Linked DNA regions of Mus musculus: region 2 is linked to region 1. The links are chromatin loops, found by intact Hi-C in ENCODE. Cell type or tissue: heart. All regions are shown on one strand. Each heading gives the region's core, and the rest is flanking DNA. Links, peaks and the distances in the headings are about the cores only. Region 1 has its middle 12 kb from the start of Lhfp. Region 2 has its middle 66 kb from the start of Gm40048.

Region 1 (8,587 bases), core at 485-8,484:
TGGGATTGTAGGGCATTTTCTGCAATGTCCTGTGCTTGTTTCTTGATACTAGAAGCCCCCTAGTGTCCAAAGTGCAGCAAAGGGGGCACATCTTCCATCGTGTTTCCTGTAGGGAGGAAGGAAGGTAGTGGACTGCAGCTACACTGACTTTTCTGGTAATAATGACTAGCTTCCCAGCGCCTCTCTGTTCAGAACACTTTAACCTGTGAGCATTGTGTGGCTTAGTACAGAAGTGTTGAAAATACCAAGAAACCACAGGTTCTCAAATGCCTTCTCTGCTATTATGCATTCATTCTTTGGTCGATGGGGTTTCTCTGTGTAGCCCTGGCTGTCCCAGATCTCTCTGTGTAGACCAGGATGGTCTTGAACCCGGAGATCCACCTGCCTCTGCCTCTAGAATGCTGGGATTCAGTGTGTGAGCCACCACACCAGACTTACAAATGAACTCTTATTTTGGTCCTCATTTTTTGTTTTTGGTTGGGTTTGGTTTTCAACCTCACTGGGCTTTTCTTTCAGAGTCATGATTCTTAACCAGAAATTACACGTATTATGCTTACTGATAAATTGCTACATTCTTTCATGCCAGTTGCTGTGTTGAGACCATCATGGGTCTTATTTGAGCATGCGTGCAGCTGAGGGAGGGGACCGAATCACCTAGATTAGAGCAAGTTTGAATCTGGTGAACTGGAAGAGACACAAACATCTGCTGCTTGTGTGATGCCCTCTCATTTGCATTTTTAAGTGTAAAGAAAAAAAAAAGGAGGCACAAAAAAAGATACTTGTGAGATTTTAGCATAGTTAGGAGGCAGGAACACCCAGTTCTGGGCTTGATTTAGCTGCCAAATCGCTATCTGACCTTGGACAAGTAACACTGTAAAGTGGGGCATCCGATTATCCTGTTTCCCACACCAGGCACAGTGGGACAGCAATCCGAGATCCACTGGACTGCAGAAACAAAATCCAAGGACCCCAGAGATGGCTTAACAACACAAATGTCTTCCTCATAGTTGTGGTGGGTGTGGAGTTCTTCAGAAGACTCCGTATCCGCTGAAGCTAGCTTCCGGGCTCACTGACAGCTGTCCTCTTATCTTTCTCCAGTTCACCTTATCTGGCAGAGGGGAGGAGGTCCCTTGCTGTTGCAGCTGCTGCTGCTTCATCTTGATCATCATGATCTTCTTCTCCTTCCTTTTCCTCTTCCTCTTCTTCCTCCTCCTCTTCCTTTCTTCCTCCTTTTTCTTCCTCTCTCACCATCACTCATTTGCTGTGTCTGCACAGGGCAGAGAAGACAAGGGAGCTCTCTGGCCTTTTTCTTTTTTTAAAGCCCTGATTATAAAAGTATTTCCCACATATTTGTTCATCTCCTAATGACCCTCTCCCAAACACCATTGCGTCCAGGGCAATTAGACTGTGTAATGAGCCAGACAAGGCTGATGGCCAATCAGGCTGGTAGCAGATTTCTCGCCATAGTATGCAGGTAAAACCATATGGAGACAACGTTGAATGTCCAACAACATAGGAGAGACCCAGGTGAGCTGTCACACATACCCACAAACCCCAGAAAGGGAACCAAAGCAGACCAAATAACTACTGTACCAAAGCCCAGCTTGGCAAACCAATGGGTTTTAGTGTAGGAGTATGAGCAAGGGTTTACAGGAGCTCCGTGACTTAAAAACAGGTACATCAACTGAAGAGCAGACCCCAACACAGTTAACAAACCGCGAAGGCTGTAACCCACCACCACCCGGCCCTCTGCACAACTCAGACAGCTCTACAGAGCCAAGGAATCACTACAGTTAGGTCGCTTGATCAGCATCTCTTCCCCTGAAGTGGTTTGCTCCTCCTATAGCTGGGAAGGGAGTGGCCTTGTGACTCTTGAAGGCTTTTACCCTCCTAGACAAAGTGACATTCTGTTGACGCCAGTCTTCCCCACCCCCACCTCACTCTACCTCGCCCCAGGGAATGTTTCAGCTTGGGGGAATCTGCTTTAAGACAAGGTGACAGGCCCTTTTGTCACAGACAAACTTTTCCTCCTTGCCTTATTCCTCCATTGCTGACACAGAAATAACATCATGGTTATTTTTAAGGCCATAATAATAATGACATTGTGGTAATAGTACTAACCACTCAGAACTAGGGAAATTGTCTTTTTCTCAAAGTTTTTTCAAGTCCTTATTTCAGATCATCTGTTTGTCTTTTGTTTGTTTGTTTGTTTGTTTTTCCCTGCTGGACAGTTTCAGCTGAATTCTTAAGCATATTCAAGTTTGTACATTAAAAGACCACCCAGCACATGCAAATCTACATTTAAAACCACGTACTGAGGCTGGAGAAATGGCTTAGTGGTTAAGAGCACTTGGTGCTATTTTGAAGAAGCCAGGTTCAGTTCCCAGCACCCAGAGGGTGGTTCACAAACAGCCGTAACTAAGTCCAGTTCCAGTGTAGCCAATCTCCTCTTCTGACCTCCCTGGGTACCACACACACTTGTGGTGAACATGCATACATGCAGACAAAACACTCATACATAAAATAAAATAAAATAAAATAAAATAAAATAGTTAATTTAAAAAAAAAAAAAGCTCTGTCTACTGTTCTGAGAAATTTCAGCTAAGATTCATTTGCCAGGCTCTGACTAAGATCAAGTCCCAAAACACAACCTGGTGCCATAAACATAAAACCAACATTTTTTTAATAAAAAATATTTTTTGGCCAAATATTTTCCAAGTTAAAGTGTAACTGCAGTCAGAGGTAGACTAGCCAAGGCAGCACAGTGAATTCCTGCCCCCACAACTGGATTGGCCTAGATTTGATCTTGCAGGATGGTATAGCATCCACTCACGGGCTCTCTGATTTTTAGGTAAGTTATTTAATAACGTTTACTCATAGTGTTGTTTTGAAAACTAAAAAATGCATGTGAAAATTTTCAGCACATGGTAATTACTCAATAAGTGATAAATAATATTTAATAAGACTTTTACTATCTTAGAATCATCTGGTAACATGTCCAAACCTATCTAATCTATCCTTATAAGATACATTGCTATATAGAATTAGGTGATGGTCCAATAATGTATTGTTTTCCATTATTTATTTTATTAAATTATAGTATTTATTGATTTTATGTGTGCATATGTGTGTATGCATGTGAAACATGTCATGCCACCCATGGGTGGAGATTGGAGAATTCACAGGAGTCAGATCTCTCCTTCTCTCCTGTTGCTCCTTAGGACCAAACTCAGGCAGTCAGGTCGGAAGCGAGTGCTTTTCCCAGCTGAGTCATCTTACTGGCCTGCCGTGATTTAAGGGAGACACATTTAAGGAGAGGATTCACTCTACAGAGTTTATGAAGAATCCAAAATTTGGTTCCCAATACCAGGTATAATTGTGCATGCCTGTAACCCCAGACCAAGGAGATAAAGACAGTTGGCCAGTGCAAACAGAAGTTCAAGGGAAGCCTGGCTATATGAGATCTTTCTCTAAATAATAAATTCCAACCACATAAATAATCAGAATGCATCTTAATTTTAATGTATTGTTGGGTTTGCAATATTAAAATGATGATCAGGAAAAAATTTCCTTGTAATTGGTCTTTGATAATCTGGTATATCTATATGGTACATATATACATATATACATATACATATATTCATATATATATATGAATAAATGTTTACCCTGCATTCGTGAAATCCCAGTGTGAAGGCTTGAGAAAGCTTGCCTGCTGAAGAGGCTTTTGCTCCTCCTGCACTATCTCTGAGCCCATCTTGTCAATCCAGTCTAGCAGCCACCTAAGGCATTCTCCTCTGTAACTTGAGGACCAGGTGGTCACTGGAGTAATTTAGATAGGCAAAAGCCCTTTGGGTCACAGAAAACATTCATATGATCTCCAGAGTCCTTACTAAAAGGCGTTAGGTCAAAACCACAATACCACTTCCCTATTTTTCTCAATTCTAATAACTATTCTTGAAAATGATTACTGGGTCGGATAAAAAATAGTTTGCAAAAATATCAATAATCTTCAATTCTTGAAAAAAAAAAGTCACACACTGAAATTAATCAAATCCAGGAATCAGACCATAAGCTCAATGAACCTCTACATATTTAGAGAAGCCATTCAGACCAGAAGCTGTGACGCTTCACATAATAGTTTGTCATTTCAGTATCGCATCTATTTTATGCCCTTATCCTCCTCTTCTCCCCGTTTACTACCTCGAGTAGAGAGAGGTCTGAGCTCTAAGCAGGAGGAAGCGTGCTGAAACAGTACTAACTTTGAAGCTGATCTAGAAGCTCACATACACCAGTTCATGTCGACCAGGTTTGAGAACGTGAATGCTATTTTTTCTTCCTTACTTAGAAGAGAAATCTTTCCTGGAGGAAGAGTAATGGATAGGGTACTTTGCAGGTCTATCAAGGACTTCAGTGTTCAGCCAAAGACAGACTCAATCTCTCTCAACAGCGACACCTGCTGGGGCCTCCGGGGTATAGTTTGGTACTTCAAGGAGCTCATCAACTTTGTTTCCATTATTTGACGGCTTAAAAATTACTAGTTTCCCTGATAGAAAAATATATATTTCTATATTGGATATATTCCAATGAATATACGTAGGTATATCCCTCCACCCCAACACACAAACACTACTACTATCCGTTCTCTACTCTTCTCCATGAGTATAACTTTATCCTCTGGTCCTCGAAGGTGGGCTTGTCTGAGTGACCATACCCACACTGGTATATAGAAAGGGCAACAATGTAACTGCAGTGGGGAAGTCGACAGATACGGCTTCACCTGGGTGAGTAAGAGAACATCCCCACTGATGCTCTGTAGATACCAGGTATCCTTGCTGCCATACTGAGAGCCCAAACCCAGGCTAACCACACCAGAAGGTGAAGCCTGGGGACAGTGTACGCAATACATGCAAAAGTCTGCACCTGTCAATCCAGGAAAAGTAAAAGGAAATTCGGAGAAATTTGCTGTGCTGACTGGTTTTATGCCAACCTGACACAAGCTAGAATCATTACAGAGGAAGGAACCTCATTTAAGAAAATACCTCCAGGCTAGAGAGATGGCTCAGCGATTAAAAGCACTGACTGCTCTTCCAGAGGTCCTGGGTTCAATTTCTAGCAATCACATGGCGGCTCAAAACCATCTGTAATGGGTCCCTCTTCTGGTGTGTCTGAAGACAGCAACAGTGTACTCACATACATAAAATAAATAAGTCTTAAAAGTAAAAAGAAAGTGCCTCCATAAGATCAGACGGTGGACAAGCCAGTAGGGCATTTTCTTAATTAGTGATTGATGAGGGAGGGCTTAGCCCATTATGGGTGGTGCCATCCCTCAGCTGGTGGTCCTGGCTTCTATAAGAAAGCAGTCTGGGCAAACCATGGGAGCAAACCAGTAAGCAGCATCCCTCTATGACCTTCAGTCTCCTGCCGTGCACTGAATGCCTGCCCTCACTGCTTTTGATGGTGATCTGTTCTAAGAACTGGGAATGAAATAAACCCTTTTCTCTTCAAGTGGCGTTTGGTCATGGAGTTTCATTGCAGCAGAAGAAACTTTAAGGTGTTTGGTTAAGGAATATGAGGATCAAATTTAGCATCCTGAATGGATCTTTGTGCTAGAAAGGACAGTAAAACAAAAACTAGGGAAGAGTCCATTTGGTGAAAGTTTGGTTATTAGTTAATAAAATACCAATGTCAGTTTCTTGGTGTGAACAAATTTACCACAGGAATATAAGATTGACAATTTTTCTTTCTACTCAAATTTAAATTTAGTTGACATGAGAAGACACCAACATGGGTCAAGGGGCTCACCATGTTATCTTTGCAACTCTCATAATTTGCAAATATTCCAAAGTAGATTTTATTTCAGGACTATTATTTTCTCTATGTCCATCTCCATGTTGTGAGTCCTAAGGACTAGTTAAGCCTCACCTTTGAGAAACACGTTACAGGTCCATGTGTTTTCAAGACAGGCAGGCACTATCTCTCATTTAAGTTGCAGTTAGTGGTATCTGGCAAGCGGAATGATTCTTTCCATCCACCAAAGAGGAAACAGACTCAGGGGTTTTATTCCAACAGACTGACGTCATGCCAGGAGTAAGAAGCCGAGGGCCAAGCCACGGGGTTCTTACATGTCATCATGAGTTCTGCTCCAGCCACAGGTCTTGTGTCATGTGTCACATGTCACATGAGTTCTAGCAGAAGTGATTATACTGGAGGTGACCTGTACTGCCAAGGGCATACTGGATTTCACACATCTATGTTATTTCACTTCTTCATGTGAGGATTCAAGTGCTGATGACAAAATGAGAGTAGAAAAATGAAGCAAAAGAAAAAAAAACAAACAAACAAGTTAAACTTGAGACTTTATTCTCAGACTTCACCATGACATCATCGAGTTCTTCCTGGTAAGGAAAAATCCTCTACCATCCCTCTGTGTTCCATGGAAATGTCTTTGTTGAGTTTTCCTTTCCCCATCCCTGCATATCCACAGCGGTATTGAGTCATGGCAGAAGGAAAGTAAAGACTGAACATGAACAAATTCATGTTTAATTACATATAAAATTCCTCCCCTTAACAATTTCTCTTTCTACTCAAATTTAAATATAATTTTCAAACATATTTTAGCAAAAACAATTCAGTGCAGATGAGTATATTAAATTCCTTAGAAGTCTCAAATTATAATAGTTTCCCAAACTATTATACCCAGCTATAGGGTAAACAAAGGAGTCCCAAACACAGGGAAAGTCTAGATGTCTTCCTTATCTTCCTTGTTCAGAATCGTGACATTTTCAGGTCTAAAAACCAGTCTTTTTTTTTTAATTCCTATGAGTATGGACAGGGACAGGTGACAATGGCCACTGATGTGTGTCCTCTGTGTGTGGGCACATCAGTGATGTGTGTTGGTGATCAGGAGCGTAGTTGGATTTCCTAGGATATCACCACAGCAGCACACACTAAGAACAAACAGACATACGGATCAGCATGGATGTGCTGACCCCAACCACATCTGAGCATTTAAAGAGCATACAGGAGCAGACCACAAGGTGTTAATAAAACAGGGACCCACAAATCTTAAAGGAAATAATTTAGAGAGTATCTAAATGCAGGATATTACATAGTTTCAAAGAACCTAGATATTTATGTAATACAAAGGGTGAACTTGGTCAAGTCAAAGAGAACTGTGTGTGGCGCCACACAAGGTCAGCACTCCATCAGTTGAAACAGGAGGTCCTGGGCACCTTGTCAGCCCTGACTGGTAGATTTCTTACTTTAACCAGTGTGCTTTTATAACCTTCGTGTGGCCTTCCACTGGCATATGGTGGACCTACCAGGGGCCACACACTTGTGTTCTGGCCTTCTCCCAGCAGCTATCAACTGCCTATAGTTCCTTAGCTAGAGGTGTAACAAGGGTGAGAGCTTTTAAGGTCACTGATTTTAAGTCTTTATCCAACAAGTCTGTGATTACAGAGACTTGAGAGCTGCCACATGAGTGTGGAGAATCAAACCTGAGTCTTCCAGAAAAGCAGCTAATGCCCTTAATTGTTGAGCCATCTCTCCAGCACCCCCCCCCCCCACACACACACACACAAACCGTTTAAAAGTTATACTTTGAAATTTGCTTGCTAACTAGTGGTTTTCTGTATTAGTCTCAGTTCTCAGAGGGACAGAACTGATAGAATTAATCTATGTATAAAAGAGGATTTATAAAGTGGTTTACAGGCTGTGGTCCAGCCAGTTCAGTAATGGCTGTCTCCCAGTGAAGTCTGAGAGTCTAGCAGTTGTTCAGCCCATGATGCTGGATGTCTCAGCTGGTCTTCGGAATATGCCGGAATCCCAGAAATGTAGTTTCTAACATTAGTAAGTTAAGTGTGAGGGCAAGCAGGCAAAGAGCGAAAGCTGTTTTCTTCCTTGTCCTTTCTATAGTCTGCGACAAGAGCGTGTGGACTAGATTTAGTGTGGGTCTTCTGACCAAAATTCCTCACAGGTGTGCCCAGCGACTGGGGTTTTTATTTAATTCCAGATGTAGTTAAGTTGACAACTTAGAATAGCCATCAGTTTCCATGAGGGTGTTTGTTTTTGTTTGTTTATAGGCCTTTCATTTTGTTTAACCCCTCACTACCTCCTCCTCTCTCTTATTCCCTCTCCCCAACTTAGTCCTTTACCCTCAGTATTCACACCTCATCTTTCAAGTCACCTGTGATCCACTACACATCCACTATTTTAAAGTCGGTCTGTGAGACAGTGGGCTCCATACAGTTCTCGTCATCTCTTCCACACTCCCACTCCCCTTGCTGGTCATGGTCTTCACCCTCAGAAATCCACCTGAGTACATTTGTCTCACCTATTGGGTATGGCTCCCCTTCATAACCACCAAGGCCTCTTCCTAGTCTACTGGCTTTCACCTGGGCTCCAACTGAAACAGACTAAACAAAGCAGAAAAGTGAAGGTAGGCTCCAGTCAGGAGAGAGAGCACACAAGCTCTGTCACTCTCAGTTTGAGTCGTTTAACTCAATATATTTCCCCCGGGTACTTTGTTCCCCTGCAGATTTGATGATTTCACTTCCCATCCTAGTGGAGTAACATTCTCTGT
Region 2 (8,587 bases), core at 341-8,340, 300 kb before region 1:
AAGATGGTCAATCCTTGTCACCAAATAATTGCCTAAACCCTGCATCATTTGAGCTCCTCAGAGAAGCGGGTCTCATATCCCAGAGATTTGCGACAAGGACTTTAACTTTCTGGGGTGGGAAGAGCTAAGCAAATTCAAAATCTAAAGCCTGTGGGTAGGCAGTGTGCCCAGGGCCAGCGGGAAATCTTGGGCATAGAGGAGCCACTGAATTGTTTCTTCAGGGAAGAAGGAAGCTTATCTGTGCTCCTAAGTTCACCCGATGGTATCCAGCTCACCCACGCTGCTCTGGGTAACTTCCGAATTCCAAGGTCTGCTCGGTACGAACTCCTCCCCGCCGCTGTAGTTCTTTCTGCCTGTGATATTGCTAGCGTGCCAGCGTGCTTCAGACTCTGCCCCACATGCCTAGGTTTTCTCTTTGAGACAGAACCTTTGCATGTCCATTTTGCCCCTGGTGGATTCTCAAATTATCCTTGGTAAGTGCCCTGCTTTTGTTTTCTAGCTGAGACGCTGCTGAGGGCCACAGAGAGTTCGACGCTGATGCTACACTCTAGCAGGACGATGGCATTTATTACCTTTTTCTCCACCCAGCCTCACTGTGCACAAATAATTACTTCTAGTACCCTAAGGAACTATCTTTAAATTGTTACCTAGATATTCCAGAAAAAAATGAATTGGATATTAGCATAGGATTAAGAAATATGCATTGCGGTTGGAGGGTATTAGCAATGTTTATTCTGTCCATGTGAGTTGTAGTGCCTTTCACTGAAATTTCAATAAATAAATAATTTTCTAATAATTATTAATAAAGATAATTATATAAATAAGAAACATTTTGAGAGGCAAAAAAACCCTTCTACTTCATTTAATTAAAGATTTGATAGACATATTATTCTTCCTATTCATTACTTTTAATTGGGTTTTTCCTGATAATTCTGAAGAATGCTTCCCCAGAGGTTTAAACTATATCTCATGCTTCCTATCTGAAATTTTTAATATTCTTTTAAAGGCAAAACCAGTTACATATAATTCATTTTCACGTTTCTAAAGCAATGGAAATGACTTTTGATTTCCAAAGAGTAGGTAGAAACACAATAAGGAAGAAACAGAGTGTCCAGGTTCCTTAATATCCTGTATCCAGAGTCTCCAGCTCTATTAATATCCCGAGTCCAGGGTAGCCAGTTTGTCAATGTTCTGAGTCCAGGATATCCAGACCCATTTATGTTTCTGAGTCCTGGATAGCTAGGCTCATTAATGCTCCTGACTTATGTTTTAATTCCTCCCCCAAAATTTCCCTTACTTTACACATGAGGGATTGAAGCAAAGGTAAGGTTTTAATCCTGGCAAAGCTAAAGTATGGATCTCCAGTTACCAATTGGATAATCTAAAATACATGCCACACACACCTGAGTCACCACGGACCCCACAGCCTCAGTCCCAGGAAGCTCCCTGCTTTTCAGTCCAGCCATTTCCATCCTTGGTTCAATCCTTTGCTAGAATTAAGAATATCACTGGTGGGGGGGGGGATCACCCAAACCCAACAATTAGATACAATTTAGATACAATTATCCATGTATTATGAGGAAGACAGCTCCTGGCCAGCCGAATGCAGAAGACAAGGGACAGGAGAAGAGTCCAGACCTCCACACTCTCTCCAGGATGCTCTCATGTGTTCCCTGACCCGGAAATGTTTAGAGCCACTCACATTGGTGTTTATATGCAGACTGCTCTATCACTCAGGAGGCAGAGGCAGGTGGATCTCTGTGAGTTCAAGGCCAACCTCCTCCACATAGTGAGCTCTAGGACAGCCAGAGCTACACTGTGAGGCCGTGTCTCACCCCATCCTTCCTAAAGTTACAATCTTTTACCCATGACTTAATCTTTCTGGCCAGAGAGTTTTGTCCAAAAGAGACTCACCAGTTACGTCATTATTGTATAAAAGACACAGGTGTAGAGCTGTAGAAATCCCAAGAATTTTAGGAGCTGAGAGTCTGAGGTGGCAGGGGGTGAATTTGTTCCTTCACCATAGAGTCTTAGAAGCATGTGCTAAATTTAGGTGGGTTATTGAGTATCATTACCACAGTGCACAGCAACACTGTGGAGTGGAACAGAGATGCCCGAGGAGCCATTTTCCCATTGTCTTTACAGTCCTCATTGTTAGGGGTTTTCTCACCGAATGACTTCATCCACCCTGTGCTCCGACTAGTCTGAAGCTGGTCTAAAGCATTCTTTCACCCTCTTCTCTTCTTTCTTTCTTTCTTTCTGGAGAGAAAGAGAAGAAATGGAGGAGGGAGCAAAGATTTGCTTCAGTGATTAATGAATCTCTCCCTCACCCAAGTCGATTGTTGACTTTTTCCTCTGAGCCACAAGCTATTGTTTACAGAGTTTGTTCCTGGGTTTGGCCTACAAGGGGCAGGAGGGTATGAAGAGGAAAACCCAGAAAGGCTTTTTCAATAAGGTGAGGAAAGTACACAGCCAATGCCAATTACAGAGTTTAATCTTCCTGTTTTCTTCTTTCTCTGATGCATTTGTCTGAGCTTGGAAAGGTCTCTAATTCATTCCTGTTTTTCAAATGTGTTTGTATGACTCCTGCTGCCAGTCTCTGCTAATAGCCGCTTCCTGGGTAAGCGGCCGTGGGTACAGCTGCTGTGTACCATGGATGTGTCACGGTCTCTCTGAATCCGTAATTCTCTTTAGCACCCATGGTATTGTGAAAATCTTGTCAGATAACCCATAACACACAGTGATACCCAACAAGTTACTAGATGCTATGCACAAACAAAAAAAAATAGGTTATGAACTCAATTTTCACTTCCTTATTTCTAAAAAACTAGTGGCCACCCCTGGTTCTCCAGTATAGTCTCTTGGTCACCCCCCCCCCATTCTTGTGTCTCTAGAGCCATCTGTCTTTTTTTTAAATTATTTTTGTTAGGTATTTTCTTCATTTACATTTCCAATGCTATCCCAAAAGTCCCCCATACCCCCCCCCACTCCCCTACCCACCCACTCGCACTTCTTGGCCCTGGTGTTCCCCTGTACTGAGGCATATAAAGTTTGCAAGACCAATGGGCCTCTCTTTCCACTGATGGCCAACTAGGCCATCTTCTGATACATATGCAGCTAGAGACACGAGCTCCAGGGGGTACTGGTTAGTTCATATTGTTGTTCCTCCTATAGGGTTGCAGATTTGGATCACAGGGCCCCCAACATGGAGGAGCTAGAGAAAGTACCCAAGGAGCCATCTGTCTTTAGAACATCTGCATTTTGTGTCAGAGACCACGGTTCATTCCAGGAAGGACCTCTCCTGAGTATAACAGGTGATGTTCTTCATGTTCTCATGAATTGCCCTCTCTAGAGGCCATTTCTTCCTCCCAGCTTCCTCCATAGAATTCTGGGTCCACAAACACCTTCTGACAGACACTCTTGCTTCTTCTGCTAAGATCAGAATCTGGCACAGGGTCAGCTGTGAAGAGAGACTCTGGCCTCTTTAAAACAGCAGGTGATTCCAGGCCTCTGCATCCAGCTCTGTATTTTCTGGAAATACATTAATTGTGCACCAGCTTAGATACATTGTTGCTTAGTGGTTTCCTGCTTCTGTCTCCAGTGCCAGATTGTTCTTTCACATACTTCACTACCCACTCTTCCTCAAAGCACTGCAATACCGGGACTTCCAGTGAAGTGACCAAGCTGCTGGATCGCCATGGCCAATCTGTGCCTGGTTCCTAAGCTATCCCACAGGTGCTGCCAACTGCCATGCACCCATTTTTAAGGTCAGGAGGAAATGCAAAATGCTGTAAGCTATAGCTCCTTCTGAGAAATTCCTAAACCATTCATGGGATTGATTAAAAATGACTATATCCTAAGGTAAGAAGAAATCTATTTAACGTTGACTCACGGTAACATGGATTGACTTGACCACAGGATCCTTTTGTCATTAAGAGCTGTTAACGACTCTCCGTGAAACACTAGTCAGTATCCCAGGGAACAGCCTTTGTGAGATGTTGCTGCACAGGGCGCTGCTCAAGTCTCCTTCACTGCAGATATTTTTAGAAACTGGGCTTCTGAAGTCACCATGAAGAAGAGTCAGTCTGCTTTATCCCCCCTGGAATGCATGTAAGATCAGTAAATTTAGCTCCTAAGTGGTTACCTGATTACCTGATAAATCTGGGGTGCATGCAAATTACCCCAGAGTCTGTACAGCATTAGCCTCTTGTAGAAGATATTAAGCTGTGGGTGAGCAACTAAGTAGTTTAATAAAATTTAAAAGCAGAATAGATAACACAATGCTACCAACCAAAATATAATGCTCTCACCATACCATTACTCCTGATATAAACTGATGTCATGGTATATAGCCTTGGAGTAAAGCCATGTACCATTCTCTTACCACAACCTGGATTTGTAGAATGAAGCTCTAAAGGATATAGGTTTCCCAGGTTGGCATAAGGATAACCATGGTCCTGGTTGGATTCCCATTTTGCTTGTTCAGAAATATCACTTATCTGTGCCTGTAAGAATATCTAAATTCTAAGGGGTTCGTGTGACTGCTCATATATTAGAGTGATAAATCTAAACCTATAATTTGTTCATTTAGAACTAAACTACTGCTTTTTAAAACGTAGTTTATATTTTTCTACAATGAAAGGGAAATTTGTAGAGAGTGATTATCCTTGTCTGTGTGCTGCTTGATGAGTTTCAGAAAGATATTCACAACTCACAACCAGCCACACTATATGTTTTTAAAGTCTGTATTTTGTGTCTATTTGTCTGCATACATGTGCATGCAGTACCCCCTAAGGCCAGGAGAGGGTGTCAGATCCCCTGAAAGTGGAGTTAACAGACGATTGGGTACCTATGTTATAAATATCTGTATTTCTAGGCTCATGTAAAAGTTTCTCTGATGAAACAGGTTCCTGAACAGAAATAGCATGTGAACAGTGTATCAGGTGGACACTTTCGCTTAGCTCAGGTCATGTGATTTGTCCTTAGAAACATTTTTAAATAATTAGATGAAGAATAGTTTCTTAGGAGAATTTCTGGGATATTGTAAAATCCGCAGAGTGCACGTCTTAGCTGAGGAAATTAGCTGATGTCCTCTGCAGAGTGCAAGGATGACAGTGACCAGAGTCATCATTTCAGGGGGTGCCTGGCATTGCTGTTCGCATGATTTGCTTTGGCTTTTGGGCAAGGCAAATGAGCATGGTTTATGAATTCTTTCCTATGGCGGTAACTAATAAACGTTCATGCTGACCGTGGTCCAGGCAAGCAGGATCACTTGCTGATTTCTCAAACGTGTGGAGTATTTACAAGAAGCCTCTTCACTTTCTCACGCATCCTGTTTCCAGTAGAGCGTCATAGGCAGCAGTGAGAACTAACAGGAGGATGCACACTACCTCTTTTCAGGATCTCGTATACACATGGTTTACCCTGGCCCCTTCTGACTCCAGAGTATCACTGGCCTCTCTGTGTAAACTTGTTCATGGAAACTGAGTTATCCCCCCTTGAACTTCTGCTCATAGGTATTTCTTTGACTTGCCATTATGATAGCTGTCCCTAAAACGGAGTCTACTGCAGTGGGCATCCAACAAACATTGGTTGAAGAAACAAATGATAAACTGTGTAGGGTACTCTTCTCAGATCCTTTGAAATTCAGCTAAGATACCTTCTTCCTGAAGATTTTTCTTGACTCTCTCTTGAGTCTAATCAGACACACCTTGTGTGAAAATCGGACACAGCTCTCAGAAGATCACAGGGCCACTACTGGTTTGTGTCTCTCACCCTGGACTATGATTGTCCATGGGTAGAGTGTATTACAATCACACTGGCTATGGCGCCTAAAGGGTGCTTGTCTCAGAGGAGGCTCCCAAAGACAAGCAGTGAAAGGAATGTGGGTCTCAGCAATGATCTCCAGTTTATAACGCTTTAGTAAAGAAGACCCTAAAATGCCAATCTCCCAGGTTCTTCGGCTTCACAGTGCTTTCTGGAGTGAGTCACAGTTTTGGTGCTCTTTGCCAGTCTTCTGGTGCACACCCTGGCCAAGGGTTTTGAAACCTTCAAGTTTTGCCCTACTTCCAACAATCTGCTTAATTTTTAAGTTGGCATACAAAGCAATGGGTTTCATTATGGCCTTTTTACATACAAATGCACACACATGCATGCACACACACAAACACACATGCACACACATATACATACACACAGACATATATGCACACACATGCATGCAAACACACACATGTAAACACATGCACACACAGAGACACATATGCACACACATGTATGCAAACACACACATGCACACACATGCACACACACACATGCACACACACATGCTCATACACACCCTTTGTTCTTATTCATCCCATCCCTCTATCATCTTCCCCCACTCCTGCCTGTCTCTGGCTGAGTCCTTTTCCTTTCCCAAATAGTCTCTCCTTTTGCTTTCAGGGATTTTTTTTTTTTAATTAAAGTATTGGTGTTGATTTTGCGTTAACCAATCTATCTAACTTTGACTGGCAGACTCGGAAAACCAGTCCAGGTCTCAGCAGCAGAGAGCACTGTCACCTGAGGTGTAGAGCAGCTCCTTCAGATGACCCTTTCATCACTTCCTGAAGCCTGTCCTCTCCAGGAACATTGCCACCCTGACCCCGGAGTGGGGCTGTGCTCTACTTCATTAAAATTCGTATGTCTTGCTTGCATTCGGGGCCTCTGGTCCTGCAAGAGGGCAGCTGCCTCCTACTCCCCTGAGGGTGGATTTCTTCTCCATAGAAGTTTTCTGCCTGAGGAATTAAGTGGCAGGCAGGTCCTGTATTCTTTTTCCTCCCAGAGATTCAGCCCTGTGGACAGACAATCCATCAGTGAATCCAACCACTGACTCTCCCTTGAGACACATCTGTTCTCAGACGAAAGGGGCTGCTGTCAATCTTCCGGCTGGGTTGTCAGTGACCTAGATATAATGCCTGATTCCAGCACACAGTCGGCTTCAGTCCTCACCCAAAGACCCCTGGTAAAATAATAAGGAGATTTGCATCTGTGAACACCCAGCCAGCTATGGCTTCGTGGTTATCAATTAGGGTATTGATAAAACTGGGAAAGGCCCGCACATATGGGGGCAACAGCTGTCAGATCTGATTAATTTTCCAGATATGAAAGTGAGTGGTTGTCAAATATCCCTATACACGCACGGTAGCACGCATGACATGGCTTTGAAACGGAGGTTTCTGCCTCCCTCCTGTGCTGCAGAATAAAAGATGAATTAAGCCACTTATACCTGTCTTCACTTACAGCTTTCATCTTCAGAGCCTTTTCATCTTATTCTTATCTCTTCCTCCCACTCTGTACACACTGAATGCAAAATTACCCGTTTCCAATGAAGCTCCTAACACAACTGTAAATTAACTACACCGTGACAGCATGCTAGTCAAAAGGCAAGTGTAAGTATATTTCCTAACATAAGACCTTACAAAGAGCATGCAAATCAGACGTGTGAATGTAAATGAAAGTTTTTGGGAAAAATTTGGGTTCCTGTGGGTTTGTGCATGAAGGCTGAGTGTTTCTCTTCCCACATTCCAGAAACACATTAAGCACCCCCAAGCAGGTGGTTGTATAAAAGGCAGCACAGAGCAGTACGTGGAATGGGCCTTTACAGCCACTCCACACTGAGACAGCCTCCCAGTCACCTTTATCCATTCTGAGACAGAGAATAGCTTGCTAGCTCTCTCCCCATCAGCAACCTTCTTAGGACTCAGAGGAACAGAACCAGCAGCCAGAGAGAATTCTGAGAGATTCTGAAGTGAGGGCACACTAATCAGTTAGTTATCTTCATTTTAGCGGTTTGACAATCCCCAGTGTGGTGGCATGAATAGAAAAGGACCCAATAGGCAGACTCATATATTTGAATGTTTGGACATTAGAGAGTGGCACTACTTGACAGGAATTAGAAGGTGTCGCCTTATTGGAGTGGGTGTGGCCTTGTTAGAGGAAGTATGTTACTAGGGGTAAGCTATGGGATGTTGAGAGCTCAAGCCACGCCCAATGTCTAGTCTTTCTGCTGCCTATCAATCTGGATGTAGATTTCTCTACTACATCTCCAGCACCATGTCTGCCTGCATGCCACCGTGCTCCCAGCCATGACAATAATGGACTAAAGCTCTGAAACTGTAAGCCAGCCCCAGGTAAATGTTTTGCTTTGGGCTGGAGAAATGGCACAGCAGTTAAGAGCACTGACTGCTCTTCCAGAGGTCCTGAGTTCAAGTCTTAGCAACCGCATGGTGGCTCTCAACCATCTGTTGTGATCCGATGGCCTCTTCTGGGCAGCAATGTACATGAAGTAAATGAATTTAAAAAATCACAAAAATTTTTTTAAAAATATTTTGCTTTGTAAGAGTCGCTGTGGTCATGGTGTCTCTTCACAGCAGTAGAACACTAAGACACTCAGTCTCAAGATAGCAATTATTTGTATCTTACTGAAATTCTCATAACAAAAAAATTGTCTCTGTTCCAGGACTTAGAATTCTAATTCTCAGCTCATTGCCAGAAACCAGTTAGCACCAGTGAGAAAATTCTGAAATGCTGACACAAATGCTGGTGT

What was found. A loop is a pair of places that touch in the nucleus more often than their neighbours do. Peaks named below come from ENCODE experiments on the same cell type or tissue, not always from the same donor. Only the 100,000 strongest peaks of a DNase experiment are listed, where the experiment ranks them.
Region 2: a loop joins it to region 1, with 7 times the contacts of the local background. A loop is called at or near these places in 14 of 42 quality-filtered maps.

Annotation. Positions count from the first base shown.
Region 1 is chr3:53,025,097-53,033,683 of GRCm38, reverse strand. No RefSeq gene overlaps it. Among named protein-coding and RNA genes, the nearest start is that of Lhfp, 12 kb to the left of the region's middle. In heart, for the core only: a CTCF peak has its summit at 4,463 (motif pointing left); no DNase peak of the experiment used is centred there.
Region 2 is chr3:53,325,932-53,334,518 of GRCm38, reverse strand. No RefSeq gene overlaps it. Among named protein-coding and RNA genes, the nearest start is that of Gm40048, 66 kb to the left of the region's middle. In heart, for the core only: a CTCF peak has its summit at 4,789 (motif pointing right); no DNase peak of the experiment used is centred there; H3K4me3 peaks cover 283 bases; H3K27ac peaks cover 278 bases.